Regions from separate parts of the Homo sapiens genome. Here region 2 is linked to region 1. The links are chromatin contacts, found by POLR2A ChIA-PET in ENCODE. All regions are on one chromosome and are shown on one strand. Each heading gives the region's core, a stretch centred on a gene start or an enhancer-like site at or near the end of the contact. The rest is flanking DNA. Distances are from core to core; before and after follow the strand shown.

Evidence for each region. ChIA-PET counts read pairs that join two places held with the same protein, here RNA polymerase II (POLR2A).
Region 2: POLR2A ChIA-PET joins it to region 1 with 14 read pairs in activated CD4-positive, alpha-beta T cell. The contact joins the enhancer-like site here to the promoter of SGK1 in region 1. POLR2A ChIA-PET finds 5 or more read pairs at or near these places in 10 of 52 experiments (AG04450, GM10248, HepG2 and 7 more).

The regions. Positions count from the first base shown.
Region 1 is chr6:134,315,578-134,321,482 of GRCh38, forward strand. It overlaps SGK1 (serum/glucocorticoid regulated kinase 1), which reads right to left and starts at 2,535. Exons shown (of 14, transcript NM_001143676.3): 1 at 1,815-2,535. The coding sequence starts at 1,883. RefSeq lists an enhancer at 2,083-2,362.
Region 2 is chr6:134,395,441-134,401,345 of GRCh38, forward strand. No RefSeq gene overlaps it. Among named protein-coding and RNA genes, the nearest start is that of LINC01010, 39 kb to the right of the region's middle. Within about 2 kb of position 3,156, at least 2 of the 41 ENCODE cell types and tissues checked have a DNase peak (open chromatin) inside an H3K27ac peak, as active enhancers do.

The sequences.
Region 1 (5,905 bases), core at 1,285-3,784:
ATTTAAAATTTATGTAACTTAAATCTACATTGCTTAAGAACATCTGACTGAGGAGTTTTAGAATATCCCCAATACCATGAAATAAATACAGTAATTAAAAGGCAATAGAGTTTAAATACTGGATAATGGGCTATGGCATTTTTAAAATTAGCAAAACATTTGTTTATTATTGAAAATTAGGGCTGGGCCTGGTGGTGGACATCTGTAATCCCAGCAATTTGGGAGGCTGAGGCAGGAGGACCACTTGAGCCCAAAAGGTCAAGACCACCCTGGGCAATATAGCAAGACCCCGTCTCTAAAAAAAAGAAAAAGAAAGAAAGAAAATTAATTTTCATAAAGGGCTCTTCCCTTGGAAAGAAATATTTTAGCTACAGAGAAAAACTAAGAAGCCTTGTGGAGCTCTGTGAAGTTGCACTGACTTGCTTTCACTTAGCTTGCAGCTCACTAGTGAGATTTCACATGGTACTCCCACTCCAAGAGCAGGGGCCAGGACAGGTTGGTTTCATTTTGGTTTGAATGCATATGCTTTGGCCCACAGACTTGGAGAAAGATTTTGCTTTACTGATGAGAACTCAGTCAAGGGTGCTTGGGAGCCTTCGCTGGCCCTCTAGCTGGGCCTGACATGTTGCCTGCATTTCTAGCCTTGCCTTCCCAGCTTGCCCATTTGGTGCAGGGAGATAGTCCAGCCCACCCTGAAATTCACTGTGTTCTGCGGATGAGTTAACTGAAGGGCTGTGTTTCAGGAGTGGCACAGAAAGGACCTGAATGAAAGGAAGGAGGAATGAATGGAGAGAACCATTTTGGTGGAATTGCCCTAGGGTATTAAATAGGATGGGGCAACTGGGGACTGGAGGATGTTCCTTCTCTTACGTTGCTTAGGAAACACTGTCCTTAAGAGTGTCAGTGTCATTCCTTTAACAATCATTCATTTCTTACCTCCCGCTTGTGTATAAATTTGCAGATTTACACAGACCACCAGTGTGGCCATCCCAGTGAACTGAGTTTATTGTGAAATATACATGCAAAAAAATCCTTTTTTCTCACCTACAACCAATGCAACATTATTCATACTTTGAGTTGAAGAATAAGGAGTTTAAGAAATAAATGCATACAGCAACATAACCCTGAATTATCACTCAAATACAGACCTCCCACTGCTCTCTCCCAAAAAAAAAAAAAAAAAAAAAAAAAAAAAGGCAGTTATTCTAAGCAAAAGCAAAAATTGAGGCAACTTAAAATAGACAATTTTAAATGCTGGATTCCATCATTTCTGTAAAAGGTCATTCTACTCCTTTGCTATTTATACCACAGATAGAGACACAGCAAATTATTGGCTGAATGGATTTGGGAAACCAGAAGCTGCTGCTTCTGACGAACGAAGATGATAATGCATCACTTGAGACTGAGTGGATGAAAGGTGTAGAAAAGTTGAACCCTTCAAAGATGAGAGGAAGCTGCTAAATTAGCCCCTGACTAAATTACTAGCCATAATTGTACTCAAGCCAGTTCTCTTTGCGACTGCCTTGTAATCTTTGTTGTGGCTTGAGAGAGAAAAATCCCCATTCCCAGCTCAAACCCGTTTAAGGCATCTCAGCCCAACCCCCTCCTCCCAATGCAACTCTTCATAGCCCCCTGCCCCTCCTCCAACAAATTCTAATCAAGTCAGGTATAGTTCTCAGCTTTACCACTGCCATCAGAAGCACGGCTTACATTAAGGGTTTAGCAACAAAACCTCAGGCTTACTTCAGGCAAACATTCAAAAGCATTTAAGAGAAGCACAGAAAACAAAAGAAATAAGCAAAACCTGTCCTTACCCGCTTCTTAAAAAATTGGAAGGCTGAGCATTTCTTGACTGGGAATCCATTCATGTCTTTGTTTACCATTTTCCACCGTGGGGAATTCACAGTTATAGATCCAGGTTGGCACCCGCCTGGTTAGTGCATATCTGTTTCCCCGGTTTACCTCCTGCAGACAGTTAATGAAGACTGAGCGGGATGGAGAATCTAGCGGGGCTCAGTTCTTCACTCGCGCATTCTGCAGCACCAGCTACTGCAGCAACCTCTCCCCACTTTCAGTTGCCACCGACAGCGGCTTTTCTCCTTCCATCATTGCTCCGAAACATATGCATCACCGCTGCAGGACCCTGGGGGCCGGACGGTGGGATACGGCCAATCTCCGGGGAGATGCTGTGGCTCTTACCGAGCGGGAGAAGGGTACGCCTCCCCGCCCCCAGCTACCTGGCTGCTCTTCCGCGGCCGGCGCGGGGAGCGAGTCGCTCTTCTCCAGGTGATGCGCTCCTGGAGGCGGCTTGAGAGAGGAGAGTTGTTTTTGATTGTGCAAGTTCCAGTGGGAGCTGTAGTTAAGCAGCTGAGAGAAGGAGTAAGAAAGAGCAGAAGCCAGAGGGAGGGAGGGAGAACAGCGCCAGAAAGGCAGAGGGAGCGAGAAGGCGAGGCTGGAAGAAGCAACGGTTCATGAATATCTGAGCAGCGGATGGAGAGAAGGCACAGCCGGCTCAGGGCACACTGAAGAGCAGTTGACTCCCCTTGGGAGGGTTACTTTAAATAGCTTCTTTTCTTTCTTTCTTTTTTTTTTTTTTTGGTTAGGACCATTTAAATCAGAGTTTCATATAAATTGCACACCGTTTTTATTTTATGCTCATTGACATTCTTTTGAATCCTGTTGCTGAATAAAAGCCTCTCAACGGAAATGTAATCACATTTAATCTCGACCTGTCCAAACGTGGAAGAAAATGAAATAAAGTGCAAGCGTAGGTATAACAATGGAAGATCTCTCACTATGTAGAAGCTCTTTTAGCCTCCCCTCCCCTACTTGTCATTATATAGTGGGCAATGGTGACGGTAATTGTGTCTTTTTCATTAAAACAGCTTATTAAAAAAAGAACACAATGAACATATACAAAGTACTTTATTACACACATACACACACACACGAGTTATTACCAAAAAGTACTACTGAATCCATTTAATGATGAGGAAGGTTTGATAAATAAAAGAGTAAAGCATTCTTCCTATTAGGTGAAAAATTTCCCAAAAAATCCTTACTCATGTTATCCTTTGCACACTGAGCTCCTTTTAAAAAAGCCATTTAATTGTATGTGGCTTATTTTTCCATTTTTATTCTTTAATGTTGATATTTTATGGGAATGATTTTAAAGATTAGTTGATAGTAAAGCAAGAAAGCAAAGAAAATAAACTTGGCATCTGACCTGGCAGAAAGCCACCAACATCGGTGTGTGGCTTTCTGCCATCACCTGACCTCACTGTGCCTTTCGGACACTGCCTCATCCATAAAATGGAGGCAGCCACTCATTCATTCATTCACTCATTCATTTATTTAGTCATTCATTATTTGCTATTTCATTCCATTAATAAATCTAACTCTGACAAGTGTCCTCAGGATGTGGAGCCTTTTCATAATCATCACAAGGGAATATAATTGATAAATAAGTGAAAGGCGCAATGCTAATTTGAAACTGATTATGACCTCATTATATATAACACACCTAACATTGTTAAAGTATTTACATGGAAGTCTCTGGTAAGAAGAGAAACATCAGGTTAAACTGGGAAAGAAATGCATGGGTTTCATTGAATTGGACTATAAATCTCTACAGTTGGGCCAGAGTTTTTGGGAATAAACATGAAATCCTGTTTGCTAAATGCCTTGAGGTTTCCAAAAAGAAAATGCAATACAACTAAATGATGGCATGATAACCAAGGGAAAACAACTATTCATTTTGGAGAGATATGTTAAGTTGTCCAAGATGCAAGTATATGTTATGTAATCTACAACATTGATAAGTTTTTGTGGTTCTTCTAAAGAGTTCATTTAAAATTATGGTAGTTCAAAGGGAATTATTTTGAGACGATGGAAGTGTTCTCTATCATGATGATGGTGGTGGTTACATAACTATGCATTTGTCAGAACTCATCAAATTTTATATAGGAAAAGGGAAACTTTTGCTGCATGTAAATTATACCTCAATGGACCTCATTTTAAAAAATGATGGTCATTCAAGTTCTTTCTTTTTCGTCCCATTGCCACTCCCCCAAAAGTGTTTTAACAGACATTTATTGAATTTGAGTAATATACAGGAGGGGACCTTTAAGCACTCTGCTAGGAAGGAGGTGCTGGGGCTTTGCTTAATCCCACATTGGCCTAGCATGCATACTGGTTGATATCATTTGGCTGTGTCCCCACCCAAATCTCGTCTTGAATTGTAGTTCCCACAGTGAGTGATTTCTCATGAGATCTGATGGTTTTATAAGGGGCTTTTCTCCCTTTTGCTCAGCACTTCCCCTTCCTGATGCCATGTGAAGAAGAATGTGTTTGCTTCCCCTTCTGCTCTGATTGTAAGTTTCCTGAGGCCTCCCCAGCCATGCTGAACTGTGAGTCAATTAAACCTCTTTCCTGTATAAATTACCCATCTCACTATGTCTTTATTAGCAGTGTGAGAACGGACTAATACCCTGGTTTCATGTAGGATGTATGTTCATTTGGGGTGCAGGCGGGTGGTTAATAGAGATTATGAGGGAGGAGAAGACAAGCTAAATGCTATCTTTTCCCTCACTCCATGCCACCTCTTGAAGATGCTGCCACTGTCACTTGGTCTATGCTAGATCCTATGGAAGGTCCAGTGCATGTAAGTGTCACTGGTTTTTGTCACCAAGGAACTCACAGCCTAGTAGAGAAATATACAGTGTGGTAAGAATACTATATACAGTAGTCCTCCCTTATCTGAGGTTTTACCTTCCACAGTTTCAGTTACCTAAGGTCAACAATGGTCTGAAAATCAGTGAGTACAATACGATACTTTTAGAGACACAGAGAGAGACCACAGTCACATCATTTTTATTATCGTACATTGTTAAAATTATTCTACTATTGTTGTTAATCTCTTACTGTGCTTGATTTATAAATTAAACTTTATTATAGGTATGTATGTACAGGAAAAAACATAATGTATATGGAGTTTGGTACTATCTGAAGTTTCACGCATCCATGGGGGGGGTCTTGGAATGTATCCCCCATGGATAAGAGTGTACTACTCTGTGTGTGTGTGTGTGTGTGTGTGTGTGTGTGTGTGTGTGGTGTGTATGCATCAACCCTGCCTTAATTTGGAGGGGGGAAGGGTGGGGCTGGATGGGTAAGAGAGGTCCAGGAAATTTACCTAAAGGGATGATGTTAGTGCATGGCCTTAAAGAATGAGTAGGTCAGTCAGATGAAGGAAGAGAAGTATAGGGCAGGGATTCTGACTATATCTGACAGCCAATTATTTTGGATTATCTTTTGATTGGTGCAATAATAGAGAAATGCATTAACTGCACTGTGTTGGTTATTCAGGAAAAGAAGGCATCTTTCATCTCACTCTGACCTCTATTTTCATAAGTAAAGCTGCCCTCAGGTAAGCCCAGAGTGACTACTGTTTACTAAATGTTTCCTTTGACAGGTCCACTGTTGATACCTATAAAGGAGCACAGGCTCCTGCTTATAATAATAAAAAAAAAAACTCTGGACTCATGCAACATCTTGTTTATAAATCAAACTTAATTTAATTAATTAACTCACTTCTTGTTCCCATAAAACACACTTATTTATTTTTGTAGCACCAGCACACAGCGGAGTGCCTGGGCCATGCTAGCACTCAACAAATGGTTTTCAAACGAATTAAATACAAAAGTAAGTATAGCTGACATCAGTGACCCTGGCACCAGACCATTTGCAGGAATCATTAAATACCTTTAAGATTCTTCAGTCATTAAGCTCTCTCCCATGATAGCCAATATGCTGAGCTCCAGTAAGAGCAAACGACCTCACTCCTCACCATTTCCTCTTTAAGCCTCAATGACACTGTAGCCCTGGGATGACACTTCTTTTTGATGGA
Region 2 (5,905 bases), core at 1,906-4,405, 80 kb after region 1:
ACTTTATGTGTACCATATTAAAAAAAACAAAACAAAACAAAACAAAAAAAACAACAACAGTTTAAAAGCTACTTCCTATACTCATTTATTTTATCCGTAAGTCAAATTTCCTACGATCATGCAACAAACTATTGGTTCCAGAAGTTGATCCGAAATTGGGAGAGGATTGGTTTAGTGACAGTTTCCTCTCTTTCTCTGTAGGTTACTCCAGGAGTGTTCCAGGGATCAAGGCAGGACCAGGACCAACCTGGGGAAGGCTAGGGCCTCATGTCTTTTCTTCTCCTGCTTCTCAACTCTAGGAGACCAGACATAAGATGTTAACATAGAATAATTGCACTAACACTGAATGGATTTATAAAAAATTAAAATGAAGTCAGAATTTTTCTCTCTAGTACTAATAAAGAGAACACATGGAAGGTTACAACATCAGCTTAATCCTAAGGCTGGCTTCAGTGGGGGCTATGAGAAGGCTGATGCATTGAATGCCTTCCATTTCTTTCTTTTTCTCACCTTCTCCAACCTCCTCTGTGCCCTGCTCAGACAAACAGCACCTCCTTCCCACTTCCCACCTCTCCTCTGCACTTGGTAGGGTCAGATTTATAAGCAGAAGCAGACCTTGTCACCTTTTCTTTTCTTTCTTTTTCTTTCCTTTCTTCCTTCCTCCCTCCCTCTCCCCCGCTTTCTTTCCTTCCTTCCTTCCCTCCTTCCTTTCTTTCTTTTATTTTCTTTCTTTCTTCTTTCTTTCTTTCTTTCTTTCCTTCTTTCTTTCTTTCTTTTTTTCTTTCTTTCTTTCTTTCCTTTCTTTCCTTTCTTTCTTTCTTTCTTTCTTTCTTTCTTTCTTTCCTTCTTTCTTTCTTTCTTTTTTTCTTTCTTTCTTTCTTTCCTTTCTTTCCTTTCTTTCTTTCTTTCTTTCTTTCTTTCTTTCTTTCTTTCTTTCTTTCTTTCTTTCTTTCTTTCTTTCTTTCTTTCTTTCTTTCTTTCTTTCTTTCTTTCTTTCTTTCTTTCCTTCTTTCCAGGGTCTCTCTGTGTTGCACAGGCCGCAGTGCAGTGGCGCAATCTCAGTTCATTGCAAGCTTCGCCTCACAGGTTCAAGTGATTCTCGTGCCTCAGTCTCCTGAGTAGCTGGGATTACAGGCATGCACCACCACTTCTGGCTCGTTTTTGTATTTTTAGTAGAGATGGGGTTTCAACATGTTGGCCAGACTGGTCTTGACTTTCTGGCCTCAAGTGACCCGCCCGCCTCAGACTCCCAAAGTGCTGGGATTACAGGCATGAGCTGCTGTGCCTGGCCTCTTGTCACCTTTTCTGATTTTTCCTTGGTGGCTCTCTAAGGAGAAGGCCCCAAATGGACTCAAGAGCAGAAAAGACAACCGATTCTAGGGCCACATAGAGACGCTTTAGACAATTAAAACTCCTGGATTGAAGAGTGTTGACACAGAGACACAGATTCCAGCTGCACTGCCCCGCCTCAGCCTTGGGAAATTCTCTGGATGATTATATAGGATTGAGCTGCTCCTTCTGGGGGATCACAGAAAATCCAGATGCAGGTGCATTCAGGCCCAAACTTGTGAGAGAGGCAAATGGTGGCCACCCTCCCCAGGCACTTTAGCCGCTTCTCACTGAGCTTGCCCCAACTTGGCCATGCCGCTGTCTCACGATCCCTCTCCACTCTGCCACTGTCATCCCCCTTGCCCCTCATTTTTCCACACCCATCCTCTCTCATGAAGCTTTTCACATTCTTCCTTCAAAAGCTATTGCTTGTTGTGTGATGTGAGTGAAAATAACTTCTACCACCACAACTCAGTCCTGCAGGCTTTTTGTCACTTACTGAAGCAATTAAAGGCTAATAGCACTTGTTTGTGTTTCCAGAGCAGAGCATAGAAGTGCATATCTGTAGTCCCTAAAGTCAGCTCATGCAGGACAGAGTATTCTGGACACACAGCACGAATCGGAAGAGCTGTGGAATCAGTTTGGGAAAATGTTGAATTGCATATAAGAGGAGGAGATTTAACATCTGCGCATGTTTTCTCTAGTACTATCTGTCTATCTGTCTATCTATCTATCTATCTATCTATCTATCTATCTATCTATCATCTATCTACCTACTTACTTATCTACCTACCTACCTACCTACCTACTTATCTACTTACCTATAAATGAATAATAGCTGCTGGTGGGTAACTGTGGCTCTTTGTTTTCATGTAAAGAGCATATTTCAGAGAAGTGGACTTGTTTCACTTTTTTTTTTTTTTTTTTTTTTTTTTTTTAGGTCCTAAATGTAGCTTCTAGGAGACTTAGTTTAGGGGAAGTAAAGAAAATGATGTTAACTGTGGATCACTGGGCCCTCAGGGCAGATGCCCACCCATCTGGATACCGGAGATAGCACCTGCTCCTAGTTTCATGGCCGATTTTGCCTGCGTCTGCTTCACTGGTTGTACCCATGGGTGGTGACTTCTTCAGAAAGTGATCTCATAACCTGTTTGCACATTGTTTTGGAAGTAAACGTTGCCAGAGATTAAAGTATTAAATGTAATCTTACTTACCCTTCTAGAGGACATTGCGGCAAAAATATTCTTCCAAAGGGATGCCTGATATTACAGATGGATCCAGGTTTTGTAGGGCCTATGTTTATGCAATTTTGTAGAACTTCTTTAATAAAAAGTATATAAAAAGTTGATTTCATAGAAGTAAAAAGTAGTATAGAAGATACCTGAGGCTGGGAAGGGTAAGAGGAAGGAGGATGATGAGAGATTTTTGAAAGGATACAAAGTTACAGCTAGATAGGAGAAACAAGTTCCAGTGTTTTATTTCACTGTAGGATGACTATAATTAGTAATAATATGTAGTGTCAAATGGCTAGGAGGATATCAAATGTTCTCAACACAAAAAATAATAAACGTTTGAGATCTGATCACTAAACATTACATGTACAGCACTATGTACCCCATAAATGTGTACAATCATTATACATCAATTAAGAAATAAAAGAAAAAAGAAAAAGTATTGATACGGTTTGATTCTGTGTCCCCATCTAAATTTCATCTTGAACTGTAGTCCCCTTGTGTCAGGGTAGGGACTTCCTGGGAGGTGACTGGATCATGGGGGCGGTTTCCCACACGCTGGTCTCATGATAGTGAGTGAGTTCTCATGAGATCTGGTGGTTTAAAAATGTTTGGCAGTTGTCGCTTTGCTCTTTTTCTCTCCTGCCACCATGTAAGACGGCCTCACTTCCCCTTTGCCTTTCACCATGACTGTAAATTTCCTGATGCCTCCCCAGCCACGTGGAACTGTGAGTCAATTAAACCACTTTCCTTTATAAATGACCCAGCCTCAGGCAGTTTTTTATTGCAGTGTGAAAATGGACTAAGATAAGTATATAAAAGTCGTTATAAAAGTAAACATTTATTTAGAGTTAGAAAAGAAATCTCAACATATTACAATTTAAAAATATGACAAATACTACAAACATCACAAAATCCAGAAAAACCGTAATATTTATTATTAACTAACGGCTTGATTCACCTCTACAATACTTTCTTACTTACATATTTTGGCAGCATACTTTGATTTTTCTGTTAACGTGTTGGCTTTAAAAAATCATTTTCCATGAAGAAAATAGAAATGTAATTCAATCTTATAGTACGCTTGACTTATATTTATTATTTATTGTTGATAATTGGAAAGAATAAAATATTCAACTCACAGAGATATATATTTTGTTTGTAGTATTGCTAAAGGTTTGTGCTCCACAAAAGAAGAAATTCTGATAACTTCTATTTTACGTGATAACCATTAAGCAAAGAAAAGCAAATGGCCAGGTACAGTGGCTCATACCTGTAATCCCAGTACTTTAGGAGGCGAAGGCAGGAGGATAGCTTGAGCCTAGGAGTATAGCTTGAGCCCAGGAGTTCGAGATCAATCTGGGCAACATAGTGAAACCTCATCTCTATTAAAAAAATACAAAACTTAGATGGGTTTGGTGGTATGTGCCTATGGTCCCAGCTACTCAGGAGGCTGAGGTGGGAGAATTGCCTGGGCCCAGGAAGTTGAGGGAGCAGTGAGCTGAGATCATGCCACTGCACTCCAGCCTAGGTAACAGAGTGAAACCCCATCTCAGAAATAAATAAATAAGAAAAGCAAAGAAATATGTTTCAGTTATTAAATATATGTCATTATCAAGTATGTTCCTAAGAAGAGAGAATTTCCAATTAGACTAGACATCATGAGAACGGGATCTTCCGCTTAATCTTTTTTTTTTTTTTTTTCTTTGAGCTAGGGTTTCTCTCTGTTGTCCAGGCTGGAGTGCAGTGGTGTGATAATAGCTCACTGCAGCCTCAACTTCCCAGGCTCAAGCAATCTTCTCACCTCAACCTCCTGAGTAGCAGGGCCTATAAGGCAGGCACCACTAGACCTGGCTAATTTTTGTATTTTTCTGTAGAGACAGGGCCTCACCTTGTTGCACCACCTGGTCTCAAACTCCTGGGCTCAAATGATCTGCCTGGCTCGGTCTCCCAAAGTGTTGGGATTACGAGCGTGATAGTCAGTAGTCCCTACAGTCAGCTCATGCAGGACACTGTGAGCCACTGTGCCCCGCCTAAAATTTTAAACATCTGATAATCGGGAGAAATTTTCCATGGACTAGCCCTGGCTCCATATGTCTCAAACCTTGTGTGTCCTCCGTGGTTGGTAACCTTGTGGTGCCAAGCACTACTAGGAACATTCGCAGTGAGGCAGCCTCTGGCCCAGCACTTTCATGTCTCAGTGCTGGCTGGGTGGGCCCAGTGGATAGTCAGAGCCTGCCTAGGAGCCACTCCTACACTAGGACAACTGGCATTAACCACGTGGAAGTGATCATGAACTATAGAAACATATACCAGTAAAACCAAATAAATGTGTCCTCAACTAAACTTCCCTTCAGCCGCATCTCAAAAACATATGTAGCTGCTCCAGCTTCACTGAACTACGGAACTCTGATATAGGAAATTTCTACCTGGATTAGATGTAAGAGTTTTAACAAACTATAGCAAAAGTATATTATTACTGCAACTTTTATAAAGCATATAACCATGTGAACACATTGCCAGGGTTTCTCCCAAAGTCTTGGAAGAGACCGATGAAAGTGATGGGCTAGGAAGATTAATCTCTCTCTTTCAAACTCTTTTTTTCTATCCCAGGGCTTCATAAGCCCATAAGGCATTTAAGCACCTGCTTTAGAGGAGGAAGCTGTGTTTTCTTTACTTTTAGAGGATGGGGTCACTAAGCCTAAATGCCACTGGTCCACTTGGGGGCAGTTATCCAATTCTGATCTGACCCCAATTATTGCTTTTTACTCTATCATGACTAACTAGGAAATTAGCCTAACAATTCTCATGAAAACGAGTGATTGTGCTTTTCCTGTCCTTTTAATACCCAACTTAGTTTTAAAAGAATATTTTGATGCTTAATTTAGAAAAAAATAACAGTAATATCAGAATATTCACCATGTAACAAGGGCTTATTGGATAAAACAGATTTTACATATTACTGTGTTTAATCCGCACTCTGCTGTCAAGGAGGCAGGTGGTCATATAGCTGTCTCACCAAATGCAGCAACTGGTTAAGAAAGGTTAAACATCTTGCCCAAGATCACAAACTTGTAAATGGGAGAACTGGTTTTGAAACCTGATCTGTTTGTCCCTAACATCCGTGTTCTTTTATTCTACTTGCTTGTCTTGCTGTGGCAAATCAGAAGAGGGTACACAGATATTCAAAGTGACACAGTGTTCTAGTGACAGTTTCTCTTTAAGGAATTGGAGATGACCCACAATCAGGGAGTGGAGGGATGAATAACCCTTACTCAGTTTGACTTTCTTTTGTTTCTGTCCTATATCATTCAGTTACAAAAAGAGTAAAAGGAAGCCTGGGC